Linked DNA regions of Mus musculus: all the other regions are linked to region 1. A link is a loop called in an ENCODE intact Hi-C map of the cell type or tissue named here. Cell type or tissue: left cerebral cortex. All regions are shown on one strand. Links, peaks and the distances in the headings refer to the core of each region. The heading gives the core; the rest is flanking DNA.

Region 1 (7,723 bases), core at 3,245-5,744:
CAGGAGATAGGCCTTGCCTTTCTTAACAAAAGCATCAACAACTGTTAGGTCCTTGGGACAACAGCACCTAGTCCAGGCACATAATTACCTCCACCCCTTCTCCCGGGTGCAAGCCTCTGATTCACTAGGGCTCTTTAGGCTGTCGCTTATTCCTAGCACTTCTGGCAAGACTCGTCCCTGCGTATACGAGGGATAATTCCATTATTAGGCTGTATAGGGTACCCACGTGGTATGGCTTCTCCCCGGTGTGGATGCGAACGTGGCTTTTGAGGGTCTGTAGATGGCGGAAGCGGGTTCCGCAGGTGGGACACGGATAGGGCTTCTCTCCGGTGTGGATGAGCACGTGTGCGCGTAGGTGTGCCACCTAAAGGGCAGAGCCTTGAGATCACCTTGGGGAGGGGCGGAACCCTCTTCGCTCCTCCCATTTGCCTTCCAGCCTTCTCCTTACCTGAACAAAACGCGAGCCGCAGGTCTCACACTTGTACGGTTTCTCTCCGGAATGGATGCGGCTGTGTGTTTTTAGGTTAGCAGGTCGGTTAAAACGTGCTCCGCAGATGGAGCAGCGGTAGGGCTTTTCCCCTGCAAGTTGGAAGACAGTCAGATCGCCCTACGGGAGCGGTGGTCAGGAAGACCAAGACCCCCTCCTACCTGTGTGCACCGTGCGGTGACTAGCCAAGTTGCCCTTATAACGGAAGGCAGATCGGCACAGCTGGCATTTATAGGGCTTGTCCTCGTCCCCTGGAGCTAAGAGCTCCAGCCCCGATGAGCACCCAGCCACAGCCTCACAGTTCTGGCAGCTGAAAAACTCACTTCCTAAGGGTAGGGAACAATGACAATCTTAGTTATTTACTGAGGACTCCCCCCAGGTACCCATAAATCTACAACAGTACACTAGTAGGGTCTGCTGGCCCTTTTAACCCCTAAATTATTGTGGAGGCTACTGGCGGTCACTTGGCTTGTTCGTGGCCAGTCAGTCAGTAAGATACGACTGATTTAGTAGCATGCTGCTAATTTCAATGGTGCTGACAGTGTGTGGAGTGGGTGGAGCTTTCTGTTTCTTTCCTTTCTTGCCTCCTTCTGGCTTGCCAGAGAGGCCCTGCCAAACTCTGGGCAGATCGTTCAGTCTTGGATTGGGTGGGCCAGAAATTCCCAAACTGTGCTGCTTTTTGGAAGTACATAGAGAGCTTAAAAATATTTATGATTGGTCCTCACCCTCAGACATTCTGACTGCTGGGGTGAACGTTACCCAGAGGGGGTCCAATGCAGTCAAGTTTGGGACTATTCAATAGGTCTATTCTGAGGTCTTTTTGGTCCAAATCGACCTGGATCAGCTACAGGAGAGAAGCCAGAAGAGAAAGCCTCTTACCTGGCGGTGGATTAGCCTGCTTAGAAGCTGGCAGAGAAGTCTCTTGAGCCCGGGGTGTGAAGAGGTAGGAGTTATTTGCTAGAGCTCCACACTTGAATCGTGCAGTGGTAGTAGCTAGAGATAGTCTAGGCAGAAGTTAAGAGCCATAGAAAAGGTTAGGGATTGGGGGTGGGGCACTGGCTCCCCCCGCCCTGCCCCTTTTCTGGAATATACAGACTTCAAGGCCTGTCTTCTGGAAGTGAGCCAATATTGATCATTAAGTCCCACCTTTGGCCTTTGGCCAACTCCCTAAGCTGGGTTAGTATCCCTGAAACCTGGTTCAGAGGGTGCCACAATGGCCTACTCAATGGCTCTGCCTCCTAGAGTGGACCAGACTCTAAAACTCTTGGGAGTTATAGATTCTATACCTGCTTTGGAGACCAGGCGTGGTTCCTTCTTCACTGCTGCTGCTGCTGCTACAGGCTTCATCTCCACTAGGGAGCCTGGCCTGGGGACAAGGTTGACCTGAACTCTCCCCAACCAGGCTTCCTGCTTGTGAGGTCTGAGAATTTAGCACAATAAATTTGTATTTTTTCCAGTTGCAGGCCTTGGGGTCTGGGCTGGCTGGACTTGGGGAACCTTGACTGCAGCTTCGAGACTCAGTAGGTGGGTCTGGGTGTCCTTCTGAGCGCCTGGGACTGCCTGGTGGAGCGACTGTTGGGGGTCTTGGGGGTTCTACCTCCACAGGTCGCAAGGAGATGCCTAGAGGTTCATAGCTAGAAAAAGTAGGATGATCATTAACACCGTCTCCTAGTCGTTGCCTTTGCCCTTATTCCCGGCACTAGTTCTGCTAGGGAGAATACAAATCCATGGTTCCTTTACCTGGCTTGGATGAAACGGTGACACGCCTGGACTACGTGTTCCATCTGCAAATAGGTGGCAGCTGCGAGGACAGCTGGGGCAGTGGCTGGAGAGAGGCGAAGCCTTGAAGTATACATGAAGTCCAGAAGAGGAGCAAAGCCTCTGGCTTCTGGCCCCCCCGGCAGAGAGAGTACATCCACCCCGAGTCCCGCTCGGCCCCGGAAAATTGAATAGAAGAAGCCACTGGAGAGAGGGCAGATGGGTTGGTCATGTTAGGAGCCGGGAGACCAAAGGAGAGTCTTGCCTCCCCACTAGCACTGCTGCCTCAATTTTTGGATGCTCTCCCAAGCTTCCCCCTCCCTTCTTCCTTCCTCCCCCCTTCTTACTCTCCAGTTCTGGGATTGCCGGTGTGGACCATTATTCCCAGCTTCCCTCATGCTTTGGATTACCTCTCAACAGCCATGTTACTCTGTTTTTTCCCCAGTTAGTCCCCAGGTGCCCTACCCCCTCGAACCTGCAAGCGATAAGAACTGCCTTGTGCGCTCTTAGGGGTTGCCCGCCAACCAGCAGCGTGACGTCAGTGAGGATCCCGCGCAGGCGCAGCTCATTCAGATTGCTAAGCACGTCGGAGGAGTGGCGGGTGAACTCTCGGACGTAGCCCAGAGCTCCCTCTGGGGCCGCTGTGGAACCCATAGCGACCTAAGCCTGCGACAGCCACCGAAAAAGTTAGAGGATCTAGGCATTACTAAAACAGATTCCTTTCTTCTCTGATGTTTTCTACCTGGGATACCCCTAGAGCCAACCAACGCCATCAGATAGCGGACTCAGCATCACCACTTAATTCCTCTCGTTCATTCTGCCCTAAACGGTTGCTTCCTTCCTTCCCTTTGCTGGATCGCGGAGATCTTGGAGCAAGTTAGAAACTCTCGTTCCACCGCTTGGAGGGCGAGCGTGAGGAATCCCGCACTCCCGCGCGCCGTGCGTTGGTTCGACTCTAGTTACCTCATCCACTACCTTCCTTTCCTCTGCTCCCCGGGCGCCTGGGTCACAGGTACCAGACTTTACCTGGGGGACCAAATATGATCTGCAGCCCACACCCATCTACGCGACTCCTATCGCTAGACCCAATACTTTCCATCTCTTCTTAGCACAGTTCCTGGGGTTCAGGTCTTATTACTATCAACTAACCCCAAGCCCTCTTTGGAGACTCAGAAATCTGATACCCTCAGGGTTTGGTTCTTACCCCTGTCCCGCAGGGGCTGCGGCTTCTCTTCTCGAGGGGGGCGGGGTCTCTCTCCTCTTTCGGTCTCTGCTCCTTTATTCAGCCGGGATGGCGGGGGCGGGGGTGGAGGTGGGGTGAACCCGTGAGTCTGTATCCTTCCTTCCTCTGAGGCTCTCCAGATGGTGAGCCCGGGGCGGGGTCTCCGTTTCAAACTGTATCTCAGAATCTCGGGGTGGTCGTATCGTGGATGGCTTTGGTTCATTAAATAAGCACCCGAGGATGAGGATATTAGAATTGGGGAGGTTAGTGGTGCGGAGGGTGGTAATATGGGAGGCTTATGTCGTCGAAGGAGCTGGGACAGCGAGTATTGGAGTGTTGGGTTTTGGAGGCGTGTGCCAACAGCCAGTTGAGGGAGAAAGGAAATATCCTAAAACTCCTCTTTCTAATGTATTGGACTCAGGAAGAAAATAGACAGTCCAAGTGGTATCGGGTTTGGGGAGGCATTAGTGGACTCCAGTGGATCTCAGATAGTGGGAGAAGGAGGAGTGATTGACAGGCAAGGTCCAGAAAAGGGGGAGGTGGAGCTCTGACCAGGCGGGGTAAGGAGAGGGCGGATATGATTTCTAGTTCGTTTCCTTCCATTGTCCTGAGACCGGACGGCTCCTGCAGCTGCTTCCCCTCGAGGAGGTGGGGAAAACCCCGGGTGGGGACCGAGAGACGCTCGGGAGACCTAGGCGTCCGGCCTCCTACTCTCGACTCTCTTCTCAACCCTTATAGGGATCCAGAGATACAGACTCCCGCCTAAAGCCCTGACGCTCTCCATCAGTCCTAGCTTACTAGGGCTTCGAGCACCCGCCCGTCGGCTGCGCTTAGAGTCTGGCGGGACGCCGGGGTCCAGCGCGGCAAGTAGGCAAAGCTCGGCAATGTCTGCATCCTTCCACGAGAGGGCGGTCGAGCACCAGCCTCGCTTCGCCCCTAGGTCTCCTGGCTGGTGATGTGCTCAGACCAGTGAGCTGGATGCATTCGGTCCAGGCTACAGGAAACTTTCAGCTGCCTTCTCTTTCTGATAGTTTCCTCTGCACCTCTGTCTCTTTGTGGGGCAGTAGATCGAAGACAGAAGAGTTAGGGTCTCCGCAGGAAATTCAGGCTAGAACTCTTATGGAAGGCTTTGGAATGAACATAGTGGTTAGGATGAGATGGGGTCTTGAGCCTGGGAACACAGTTGTTTTGTTTTCTAATTTGATAGACCCTTCTACCCAGATGTTTGTAGACAGGAATTTTCAATGAACATTAATATGAGCATTGGTCGGAGTAAACAGAGAGGACAGAGGAGAAAGGGCAGGAGGAACCTGGTAGCTAAGTACTTCATTCAGAAGCTAGGCAGGGACCACACCCTTAGATTTTGTTTGGGGAGCCTTGGGATAGAAGGACAAGTTTCCTTTGAAGAAGAGGGGCAGAGCTGAACCCAGGTACAAAGCAGGAGCTCTTTGAGTTTGGGGTTTGGAGCATAGCAGTTGTGCAAGAATGGACCAGCATATCTAGGCCTGAGGCCTCTCCCTTCTGTTCTTGGGGGTGGAGTACATTTTGTTTGTTTTATTGGTTTTGATTTTTTTTTTTTTTAAGCAAACGTAGCAAACAAAACTGCAAACCAACTGGGGGTTGGGGATAGCTAGGGACCCTGGATGACGATGTGGCTTTACTTTGTGAAGATTATTTGGTCTCTATCCAATTTTCATCTCCAAATTTGAGGTGAAAACATTAAGGGCTTTGATGTCAGGACAGAGTTAGCTATTCTGAGTTTTGGGGTGTCACTTGCCATAGAAGTTATTGTAGTCAATAAGGCCTGTTTTTAGTCTCGACAGCTGATAGCAAATTGGAGGTGCGGGGCTGGTTTTAAAGATGTCTTAGTTCGGGGGTTTGGAGGGATTTGATGCTCCCATGTGAGACTGTCCATCTCTAATTTCTGGTCTACTGGGGGAGCATGAGTACGCAACTAATTTGGGGGACATAGTCTCTTTCCAAGTGCTGTTTCAAGGTTTGGATGAGATTGTTTGGGGACATAAAGGTCAACTTGGGGCTTTTTAGAGAGCCCAGTTACATTGAGTTGGTGGCAGAGCCAGAAGCTAGGAGAGGATCTGAAGGCTTTCTGTAGCTGAGAGCTTGATTGATGGGGGGGCAAAGTTTTGTATTTGAATCTTGTGGAAACTCATTTTGAGGGTTGGATATTCCTGTGAACATGTTTATGTGTGAAACTCCTCCACAGGAGAGAATTGAGAAGCCCCCCCAGGGTAGAAGGATAGTTTGGGGGGTATCCAGTTTCTGGGTGTTTTGCCACTGGCCACATTTGGTGAAGCTGAGAGGTGGGTCATAAATTGAAATTGATTTGGAGGTTCACCTATTCTAAAGCACACTTCTGACTTAGGTTATCTTTTGCTGATAGTCCCCTGGCACCCCAGATTGTAAAAAAAATTAGTGAACCCCCAAATAAGGCCAGAATTTGAAGGGTGAAGCCTGGAAAAAGCAGTGTGGTCCATCATAGACTCACTGGAATATGACCTGTTGTGCTAAGGGGGGAAAGGTGGCTTCATACTCTGAACCCCGATTTCTTATGGAAGAAAAAATCCGTTTGGAGGAGATGGGGTGTCTCTTGTTAAAGTGGGTACTTTCTGACTAACAGTGCTGCTGAAACTGGCAAGGAAAGGCTGTGATGGTCTACAAGGGGGGGGTGAATCTTGCACCCTGATATTTTAAGATAAGAGCCCCAAAGAGAAAGCAGACAGAGGATTGGGAATGAGGGTGAACTGAGAGGCGGGGGAGGGGTTTCCAACGGCAGCAGGGGCTAGAGGGTAAGCCAGGCCAGATATTCCCGCCTAGGTCCCTGCTCTCTTCGGCTCTCCTCCCCTCTCTCCCTCCCACCGCCCACCCCCCCAACTCAAGGAAAAAAAAACTGCCTGTGCAATAGCAATGGCAGATTCCAGTCCTCCAGGCTTTCCTAAACCACCACCGAGACCAGCCAGGGGGGAGGGGAGGGGAGGGGAGGATCGGGCTTTCCTGCTTCCTTGAGACAGGGGCAATGAGCTTGACCTCTTGGCCCCTAGCCTTCTAAAGAGTGTCCCCCGGTCTGGAAACCAGGTGTCCTGGACCCTAGCCCCCAAGCGGGGGGGCCTGGAGAAACGGGGAGGAGGAAGGAGGGAGTGACTTCCAAAATTGGCATCGGGACAGAGCAGGGCTGGCGGGAGGCAGGAGAAAGACAGAATTTTCCTGAAAAAACGGGGGTATCTAAGGACCCCAAATTTGGGTAGCTAGTTCAGGACCATCTTCCCAACATCCTAGATTTTTTTGGGATTTTTTGGGGGCCCCGGGATCCCTCTAGATGGGGTGAGGAATGTAGTGTTGGGGGAATCTGACTGGGGCAATGCAGCTGCCTCTCCCGCCGAGTTGGAGACGGATGGGCTGGGACGGGTTTTGGGGGGGTGTCCCCAGTTCTGACTGGGAGTGGAGGAACCCCTCCAGAGCTCTCTTGTGGGGGTCCCCCACCCCAGGGCACTCCCCAGTCCTTGAGCCAGCTGAGAGGAAGGAGGCCAGCGATGCGACTGGGGCGTCTCTTTTCTCCTGCACCCCAAATGTGAGGGATGCACCCCAAAATTTGCTCCTTTCAAAATAGGGGACCAGGATCTCAGGGGAGAGTAGCTGAGGTAAGTGGGGAGGAAAGTGTCCCCTGTTTTCAGGAGAGACGTGGCGGTTGGGGGGGAGGTTTGGAGGTGCGTGCTGGGGTGGGGTTGCGCCTTGTAACTCTTGAAATTGGGGGGATGACCAGAGAAGCTTTCTCTTGTACCCCTAAGACGTAGCACCTCATACTGAAACCAAAGCTTGAGACTTGAGAGCCCCCAATATTCCTACAGACATTAGGACAGTGTTTGCTTTTTTTTTTTTTTAGCCCCACAAAAGCTTTGCTGGGATGGGAGCTGGGGGACAGCAGTTGTTTCTGGGGGTCCAGGAGGGTGCAAGGAGCAGGAGGCGTTGGCAGGGCTTGATATAGGTGATCTGGTAGTCTTGGAGAGGGTCTGGCATACTAGGGGGGCCTAAAAAGATTGCTTCACACACCATCTTAAATCTTTTGATTGCTAAGAGTTTTGGGGGGGTGTGTCGGAAGCCTGGTGGTGCTAAAAGGTGGGATGAGATATGGGAGGTTAATATCTAGGGTTTACAGAGTTTTGTTTTGTTTTGAAATTTCCAGAAGAAACTTTTGCCTTCTGGGAGGTTCTTTTTAAAATCAAGTCTTGGACAGGAGGAAA
Region 2 (4,426 bases), core at 1,927-4,426, 420 kb after region 1:
CCTGCTTCAGAATGGACCCCACTCCTGGGCTCTAGCCCTACTCTTCCCACCTCCTTTGGATCCCTAGCCCCTGCTCCCCTGGTCTTCCCTGGGCCCTCCACAGATCCCTCACCTCCTTCATCTGCTGCCCTGGCCTGACACCCCCATACTTGGTACCTCTGGTGACCGTCCTATTTGCACAAACTCTTTTTCCAGTCTAATAAGCTGAGGGTGAGGGATAGGGGACATTCTACCCCAGGTTCATGAACCCAGCCTCATCCTTTTGAGGGGGCTAGAAGCCATAGGGACATGGTTTTCATTTCTTGGATTAATAAAATTGGTTTTTTTTTGTGGATGAAAAAAAAAGGTTAAGATCATCTTTACACAGGTGAAATTCTGGAAAAATAATCACCTCATAGGATGAACTTGTCGGGGAGAGCCCTAGCTGCATTTGCTATGACTCAGGGAGGGGAGCCCCACCTACACAGGATGACTCAAGTGGCCCTGCCTCACCCGCAGGCTTGGACCCATTCTCTGGTCTGGATGGCTATGTTCCATTACATACTAATTCAACTGGACCTGAAAATGGAAATACCACTATAGAGGGGCCTAGGTCACATGACTAAGTACACAGAAGAATGCCTACTTAGTTTAGTCCTTGGGGCTTAGAAAAGGAAATAAGACTGGAAATAAGAGTTCATTCTGGACACAGCCAAGAAGCAGGTACCTAATTGAGGTGGGTCACTGTGCTTGTCTCCCAACTAATGCCAAGTGCAAACCAACACAGGTCCTTGTTAGTAGAATCTTTTTTTATTCAGAAAAAAAAAAAAAAAAAAAAGACCAAAAAACAAAAAATGAAACCCAAAAACAAAAATTTTCCAAACACACACAGGAGGGGGTATGGGTAGGGGGAGGTGTCTGTCCATCCAGCCCCAGCCCCCAGCCCATGTGGTTTTGGCAGCAATAAGGGAAATGGGGTAATGGCCCAAAAAATAATGGTATGTGTGTGTATGGAAAGAAGGGGGTGCAAAAGCCAAAGGGAACGGTGGGGGGAAGGGACAGATGAGGTCAGTACTGGGAACGCCGCAGGTGAGAGGCCATTTCATAACATTTCTTGTTGATCAAACCACCGTGGACACCTTCTTTGCCCATCAGCAGGACTAGCGCTGGAGGAAAGAAAAAGGAAGCTAGGACCCAGGTGTCACAATTCAACCCTGCCAGCTGTTCAGCAGCTGTCTGGCCCCGGGGGTTGTAACCTAACCTCAGCCCTCCTAACCAGCCCTCCCCCCCTTATACACAGGCAGGCTGTCAGTCATCCTAAAACAATAGAGCTTTTCAAAGAAGGAAAAAAAAAAAAGAGCTTTAAGAGTAGTAAAGAAAAAGGCAAAATTTAGAGGTCCTAAACTTCCAGGCTGTAGGTGGCTAGGAACGGCTGTGATGCGCTTCCTACCTCTCAAGTCTTTACAGAACTGGAGATTAGAGCCAAATGCTGACTTAAGATCCCAACTGCCCTAAGCAAACTAATCTCAAAAAAGCTCAAAGCAAGAAGGGACTTAAGAGGTAATATAAGTTTTAGTTTCTTTACAAGCTGGGGAGCCAGAGTCAGAACCCAAAGGACCATCCACGGTTCCCATAACCAGCAGAGTAAATACTGTTATGCAGCCTTGACACTGAGGACACATAAAGTGACTAACAAAAGGATTTCAAAGCTAGAGAATCAGTCAAACTCACTCTTGGCAGTCATGGTGACAGTGACATTGAAGGTGGGGGCTCCTCCGGTGCTCTTGGTACGAAGATCCATTGTAAATTCCCCGTCTTGCAGCAGTGAGTCCCGGATCACAGAACATTTCTGGCCCCCAAGTGTCAGCCCATTGACGAAAAAACTTGACCGGTCTTTGCCTACCAGGACACCAACCTCAGCTGGCTAAAAGAATTAATCACCTCATTAAGTTAGTGCACCTGCATAACTTGTCCTCTTATGTACTGTGGAGCTGGAGTTGAGGGTGCTTCATCCACACCACCAAAAGTTGGGGGGAAAACCCAGTACTGTGGGTATTGCAGAGACCGATCATGGTCCTAAAGTCTGGTAAATGGGTCAAGGAGGAAAAAGTATTCCTCTGAAGTCTTAGATGTTCATGCTTAATAGGGAAAGCAAATGCTGGGTACCAGAAATCGATCAATGATCGAGGGGGAGCCTTTGGATGCTCAGAACAGCCCTTCAGGAAAAGCAGAAGCAAAGAGGGGAAGGGAGGGGGTAGGAAGGGAGGAGAAGTAACTTTGTCCTTATTTGGTCAAAGGTTCTGCAGGCGTTGTTAGGAGCCCGGACGCCTGGGTCTCCGGGTAACCTGGAGTTTGGGTCCAGGTAGCTATGCCCCAAGATAAGGAAGCTGACCCCGGGGGCTCTCTAATTAAGTTCAAAAAGTTTATTAGGGCAGGAGACTAGTCTGTGTGTGAGTCTAGACATCCCAGAGAACCTTTCTCCTTCTCCCCCTTAAACCCCCAAACCCCTATATCCGGTACCCTCCCGCCCGGAAATCCCCTCCCCCCATTCGAACTTCCGCTCCCCCTCCCCACTTCCGGGCAGTGTGGTCAGGGAAGGTGGTGGTAGGGACAGCAGCAACCTTATTCCTTCACTTTTACCGTCTCAGAACTTCTCACAAAGTTCCCCTACGCCGGGCCCGGGCGGATGGCGGGAAGGGAGGGCGAGGGGACTTCCGGAATCGGCCTCCCAGGAATGTTGAGGCTAACGTGCCGACTTGGGGGGTGTGTGTGTGTGTGGCGGCCTCGCCCTCTCTAACGGAGCTGGGAGGGGCAGGGTGGCTACCGAGGTCCGGCCCGGGCCCAAGGCCACGCGCCTGGCGCTCCCATCAGCGTCAGGGGGAACAATGGTGGAGGGAGAGCGAGCATTCGGCCCGAAGGGGAGTCCAGGCTCCGGAGCCCCTTATCAATCATAATCCCGGGCTAAAACTGCAGCGCGTGCCCGCCCCGCCCTGGAGGAGGCGGAAGTGGGCCGCCGCACCGGCCGCCGCGCCCCTCCCCGCCCTGGGCCCCGGATGTAACGCCCGGTCGCAGAAAGCGGGGCGGCGGGCGAGATGGGCGCCGCCGCCGAGGGGCGTAGAGCCCGGGGAACCACAGAGGGAGCCAGTCTCACGCAGCCGCCATTCGCCCCGCCGATGGGAGAGGACCGGATCACGGCCTCCCGCTGCCCTCGCTCGCCTGCGCCCGCCCCCACCCCAGTCCCCCAGAGGGTCTAAGGCCGGTCACTGCTCGGGACCGCACGAGCCTCGCAGTACCGTAATGCTAACGAAGGTCTTCCCGGGGACGGCGGCCCAGACGGAGGGCGAGTCCTTGTAGCCTACGATGGCCGCGTCCTGACAGGTCCCGTCCGCCATAAGGCTGTCGATGTAGGCGTTCCACCCGGCCATGGCGCTGCTGCTGGGGCTGCTCTGCGGGCTGTTGCTGGGATCGCGGGCTCGGGCTCGGGCTGGCGGGCGGGGGAAGGCAGAGAGCTCGGGGCACGCGCTGCCGTCCGGAACGCGGCTCTGTTAGCTGTGCAGCAGCCCTCGCACCGCCACTTCCTGCTCCTCCCCCCCCCCTCTAGATTTTTATTTGCAAAGGGCGGCGGGGCGGGGCCTGCGCCCCATTCCCTCCCTCCATCCTCCCCCCCCCCCCGCCGGGCCAGATAGCGAACTTTTGCAAATGCAATTTTTAAAAAACCCTCCCCCCACTTTGCAAAATTTGCCGAGTTCGATGGAAAGCCACGCCAAAGGCTATATAGAGTGGTGGTGGCAGGAGAGGTTAAGGTTAGGGCTCGCTCCGATTCATCCTGAATACCACTTGGCTATAGAAGGAGGAAGCCAGAGGAAGCAGGGAAAGAAAAAGAAAAAAAAAAAAAAAAGAAAATTAGTAAGGTTGAGCAAGTTGAAGTGGGTTCGGGGAACCCAGGGTTAAACCGAATCATTCCTCCACCCCCCAACCCCCACCTCCGCGGGAGGGAAGGAACGGCGGGCGGCGGCGCGTGCGCCCGCGCCTGCGCCGGGGCAGTGAGAAGCCAGCGCGTGGGGCGGTTGGGGCTAGCGGCTTGGCTGCGTGAGCGCGCGCCTGGCGGGACACATTTGGACCATCCGAGGAGGGAAGACGCGTCCCCAGCAGTCGGGACGGGCAGACGCCCCGGGTTGGGCCCTGCTGCCTTCTCCACATTTATCTAAACGATAAGGGAGCAAAAGTGAAATCGATATAATACTCTAGTCATTTTCAGTACTAAAGGTCTCTCCAACCAGGGCACCTGTCCCAACCGTCTGCCATGTACAGCGCACACGTTGGGTTCATTCGAGCGCGTCCCTAGATTCCCGAGGAATCATTCCCTTCGCTGGATCCGCTCCAGCTCAGCCTCGCCCCATGCCTGAACCCTGTCTACAGAGGTCACTGAATAGGGGCGCCACCCGGG
Region 3 (4,426 bases), core at 1,927-4,426, 420 kb after region 1:
CACTGTGGCTCTAGCCCATAGAAGTCCAGGGGGTTTTTGTTGTTGCTTTGGTCTTTCAAGACAGGGTTTCTCTCTGTGACCCTGGCTGTCCTGGAATTCACTTTGTAGACTAGGCTGGTCTTGAACTCAGAAATCTGCCTCCTGGGTGCTGGGATAAACAGCAAGCACCACTATGCCCTGCTTCAATTTAGACTTGTTGTCCCTTCCCTCTTGATGCTGAAAAGGCAGATCCCAGAGGCTTTTCCTGACAACTGTGATATAATTTGTGAGTCAGCCACATTTTGGGACAAATGGCTTGCAAGTATGCACAAGGCCCAGTTTTTTCTTCTTCTTCTTTGTTGTTGGTTTTTTTTTTTTTTTTTTTTTTTGGTTTTTTGACACAGGGTTTCTCTGTATAGCCAAGATGGCCTCGAACTCAGAAATCTGCCTGTCTCTGCCTCCCGAGTGCTGGGATTAAAGGCCTGAGCCACCACTGCCCAGCGCTGCTGCTTCTTCTTCTTTTCTGTCAGCTGTTGAGTTACGACTTTACACAGCATTTTCATAAAACCAGTAGGTGACTTTCTTTAATTATTTTGTTAAAACTCCAGTTTGTTTTCCAGAGATATAAGCTTCTTTGTGCAGCTACCTCCCCCTATGATCCTTAAGACTATCCAGATTTGGGGTTGGTATTTCAATCCAATTTATTAAGTCCTCAGGGAGGAGGAAGGCCACATCTTCCACCATAGACCCTTTGTCATCTTGACAGCTTCTGCTTTCTCCTGTCTCCTCAGCTCTGCCTTGGATTCCCCAGAGAGAGGGATCTGCTGTCTGGTGTGCCCTGAATCTAACACCCAAGAGGAGACTAGAAATCCTTGGTGTGTGTCTTAGGTCTCCTCAGGAAGAGCCAGGGGCAAAGTGATTCTAAGCATCAGGCAAGCACAGCAGGCAGGCTGGAGTAGGGGGAGAACAGACTAAGTTCTTTACCGCAAAGGAGAAAACCACACTGGAGAGGGAAAATAAATAGAATAGCCCAGGGTAGCAGAATCCAGGTCCTCCAGGGCATAGCGACTGTAATAGCAGTGGATGGCTTGGAAGCCTGGCACACTAGTCCTGGGACCATGCCAGATCAGCCACTGAGGAAGAGACGCTTGTAGGCCTTGTTCATCTGTTCCAAGAAGATGAAGGTGAGGACAGTGTGGGGGCCCAGTCGGGCATAGTATGGTGTGAAGCCCTTCCACAGGCTGAAGAAACCCTCATAGCGGACGACTTTCAGCAGCACATCCTAGACAGACAGGCAGGCAAGTGCTGGGGCTAGGCCCTGGTCCTGGTCCAGGCTCTGTCCCCTGTCCCTAGCTCCCTTCGCATCCCTCCCAGGGCACCCCTTCCCCCCCCTCCTCACCAGCCCATTCTTGTATTCTGGCTTCCCATCAATCATCCGCATATTCTGGATCCTGAAAGAGAGTCAGTATGAACATGAAAACCAGAAAGGGGGGCCTCCCCAAGTTCTCCAGTCCCAGGCTGCAGACTCACCTAGTTTTGACGATGTCCACAGGCATGGAAGCAGCAGTGGTAACGAGGCCACTGATCATGCTGGCGCAGAAGTGGCAGAGAATATTGTCAGAGAAGTAGCCTGGGAGGTGAAGCAAAAGGTGGTAGTCAACTCTCAGGTAGCTCAGGCCAGGCTCAAGTTCTCAGCTCTGGGTCTCTCACCTGAGTCCAGCAAGAACTGCTTAGATTGAGAGTAAGAGGCAAGCTGGGCGGCATTGACAACGACAGCTCGAGCCATGGTAGGGATGCAGCCCTGGAGGTGGAGGGTGGAGGCAATGGAGACAGTCAAAAGTGCCAGAGATCTAACCCAGCATGGCCCAAGACTCCAACCCTCGCACTCACCCGCCACAGTGTGGGGACTCCTTCTTCCCTGGCAATCCTAACTAGGGCATTAAACACATTTTTGTAGCCACGGCGCTGGTCAGCTGGAAGCCTGGGGGAAAGGCAGGGAAAGGCCAAGATCAGGACAGACCAGGGTCCATGGAACAAAGAAAGGGAAGCCTGAATAGGTAAGTGCCCTGATGTAGATATAGACTAACAACACCATCCTAGAGTCCAGGAATGGGGCTGGAGTTAAGCTCAGAAACGGAACTCACCGACCATCAGCAGTCATCCTGATGAGAGCCACCTCAGCTGGCGTTCCCACAAATGCACCAGTTGCACCTGCAGTCATGCCAATCAGGGCTTTCAGAAGAAAGCCAGGGGGTGTACCATCAGCCCCAGTCAGGCGCTCAAACAACACAGTATATATTCCAAGGCGAGTAGTGGTGTAGGTGGCCTGGCGCAGTAGACCAGCTGACAGCCTGAAGAGTAGAAATGTCAGCACATCAGGCCAAGGTCTGGACCTGCCAACCAACAACTTCCCTCCCCAACTTGAGGCCACAGTACCCAGTGTAAATGCCCTTCAGGCCTTCTGTCTTCAGGATGCTGGTGAGGGCATGGAAACTGGTTTTGTACTCTCGAGTCTTGGCCCCTTCACCACTCAACTGCATCCGGTTCTTCACCAGGTCCAGGGGCTGCACAAAGACTGTAGCACCCATCCTGAAGTGAGGCAGGAAAGGGAATCAGAGGTCAGTGGTTCCAGCTCTACTGCAACCTGGCAAGAAGTTACAAAGGTCAGGGCCACTAAGGATTCAGGAGGCTGGTGGGCATGTGTGTTAAGTGTGTGCATCAAGGGCAACGTGCCAGCAAAAGAGTCCAGTTGCCCAGTAAGGGGCATGCAAATCAAAAAGCCTCAGGCAGTTCTTTAGGGTTCAAGCAGAATTAGGACTACAGGCGATCTAAAGAAAGGTGGAGAGGGCGTCCCCATCCTAAGACTCCAAGCAGTCCTATAACAAAGCCTTTAATGACCTATACCCACCACCCAAACAGGCACAACGAAGCAAAGGTGGTGGAAACACAGGGTAAAGATCCTTGAATGCAGCACAGTTGGGTCCCTGCAAAGGATGAATAGATCCTGGCAACCCATCAGGGACCCTGCACCGGCTCAATTTACTGCAACACACCCCAAGTTACACTGGGCCCAGGTGCTTGCTCCCGTCCCTTCCTCCTTTTCCCCCATCACTGGGGCCTGAGCTTACCCAGCCAGGCCCCCAAACAGGAACTTGACAGACTTAGGGGAGGTACGGGGTTTCCCGTCCATCCGGCCAGCCCCAGGACTCGCCGTCGCCGCCATCGCCCCTTGATGGCCCTCGGCTTTGGGTCCCGTGCACGTACAGCCCCGCTCGCGCCCAAGGTGACACCAGCGCGCAACAGGGTGAGGGCGCGCGCGCGCACGCCCCTCCGACAGGCAAATCTGGCTCCAGCTGGAAGCTGGGGCGGGCGCAGGCTCGGAGCGCAAAGGCAGCCGGGGAATAAGGCGGGGCTAAGATGCACGATGAAGGGGCGTGGCCGATTTAGGAAGCTACCCTAAATTCCCGCCCCTCCGGAATTGGAATCGCGGGGAAAAAAAAAAAAAAAAAGCTTGTTTGAAAACCTCGCGAGAGCAAGTGAATCAGCCGAGTTCGGGCTATGAGGCCTCTCGCGATATATTTCAGCGGCGAAAGGGGGTGGGGGGGTGGAGGGAGGGTGGTGGCAAGCACTCTCGCGATACTTTGAACGTACCGTGGCGGCCAGACGAAGGAGAGGTTTGTAAACAGGGCAGCTCCAGGATCTCAGGGACTGAGGGAAAAAAACTAGATCGTCTCCTGAGCATCGAAGCTCCCTCCATCTCCGCAGGCTCCTTCTACATGTCAAACATTTCTTTCAACCGGCCTCTCGGGACCGGAAGTCCTCCGTCCTGAGCGTCCAATACTGGAATTGGCCTTTCTTACCGGAAACCCTTTTCCAGGGGCATAGGAAGACAGTCTACCTGGCCGGAAGTCCCACCTCTTTGAGGTTTCTCCTACCCTTCCGGAAGTTTTTTTGTTGTTGTTGTTACCTGTTTGCCTTCGCTCCTATTCTGTCCTATTTCTGTACTAGAGAAAGATACATTGTCTCCCCTACCAGCTCCGCTAAGCTGGTTTGATAGCTCACTCCCTGAATCGGAGTTCCTTCCCCGACGCCCCCATGTAGCTGAGAAGTGGGACCTAGGGGTGGTTGGACCCCTGGGATCCTGAAGGAGAGGCAGAGGAGGGCGCAGGACTCGGCTTCTGCTCCTGCGATCAGAACGCGACCTTCGCAGCTTTACCCCTCCCGCTGCCATGCACCCTGCGGCCTTCCCGCTTCCTGTTGTCGTGGCTACTGTACTGTGGGGAGCAGCCCCTGTCCGAGGGCTGATTCGAGCGGTGAGTCTGAGGGTCGGACGGGGACAGGGTGCTGAGAATGGGGTTCAGACTGAAACACGTAGTGTTCCGTCTGCAGACTTCGGAGCACAATGCCAGCATGGACTTTGCAGACCTTCCAGCTCTGTTTGGGGCCA

The links. Peaks named below come from ENCODE experiments on the same cell type or tissue, not always from the same donor. Only the 100,000 strongest peaks of a DNase experiment are listed, where the experiment ranks them.
Region 2: a loop joins it to region 1, with 2.3 times the contacts of the local background. A loop is called at or near these places in 3 of 42 quality-filtered maps.
Region 3: a loop joins it to region 1, with 2.3 times the contacts of the local background. A loop is called at or near these places in 3 of 42 quality-filtered maps.

What each region holds. Positions count from the first base shown.
Region 1 is chr11:70,226,261-70,233,983 of GRCm38, forward strand. It overlaps Bcl6b (B cell CLL/lymphoma 6, member B), which reads right to left and starts at 3,538. Exons shown (of 9, transcript NM_007528.3): 1 at 3,450-3,538; 2 at 2,721-2,911; 3 at 2,228-2,449; 4 at 1,774-2,121; 5 at 1,367-1,491; 6 at 649-813; 7 at 449-579; 8 at 227-364. The coding sequence starts at 2,899. In left cerebral cortex, for the core only: a CTCF peak has its summit at 4,358 (motif pointing right); a DNase peak (open chromatin) is centred at 4,370; H3K4me3 peaks cover 556 bases; H3K27ac peaks cover 1,439 bases.
Region 2 is chr11:70,651,077-70,655,502 of GRCm38, forward strand. It overlaps Pfn1 (profilin 1), which reads right to left and starts at 3,574. Exons shown (of 3, transcript NM_011072.4): 1 at 3,273-3,574; 2 at 1,711-1,903; 3 at 771-1,145. The coding sequence starts at 3,404. The coding sequence ends at 1,048. It overlaps Rnf167 (ring finger protein 167), which reads left to right. Exons shown (of 9, transcript NM_027445.3): 9 at 1-345. The coding sequence ends at 138. It also overlaps a transcript of Eno3 not described here. In left cerebral cortex, for the core only: no CTCF peak of the experiment used is centred there; DNase peaks (open chromatin) are centred at 3,056, 3,530 and 4,042; H3K4me3 peaks cover 2,500 bases; H3K27ac peaks cover 1,786 bases.
Region 3 is chr11:70,643,661-70,648,086 of GRCm38, forward strand. It overlaps Slc25a11 (solute carrier family 25 (mitochondrial carrier oxoglutarate carrier), member 11), which reads right to left and starts at 3,379. Exons shown (of 8, transcript NM_024211.3): 1 at 3,108-3,379; 2 at 2,416-2,568; 3 at 2,124-2,330; 4 at 1,870-1,960; 5 at 1,690-1,780; 6 at 1,510-1,609; 7 at 1,379-1,430; 8 at 359-1,261. The coding sequence starts at 3,202. The coding sequence ends at 1,106. Rnf167 (ring finger protein 167) reads left to right here and starts at 3,575. Exons shown (of 9, transcript NM_027445.3): 1 at 3,575-4,292; 2 at 4,369-4,426. The coding sequence starts at 4,209. Gp1ba (glycoprotein 1b, alpha polypeptide) reads left to right here. Exons shown (of 2, transcript NM_010326.3): 2 at 1-326. In left cerebral cortex, for the core only: no CTCF peak of the experiment used is centred there; DNase peaks (open chromatin) are centred at 3,420, 3,790 and 4,227; H3K4me3 peaks cover 2,247 bases; H3K27ac peaks cover 1,686 bases.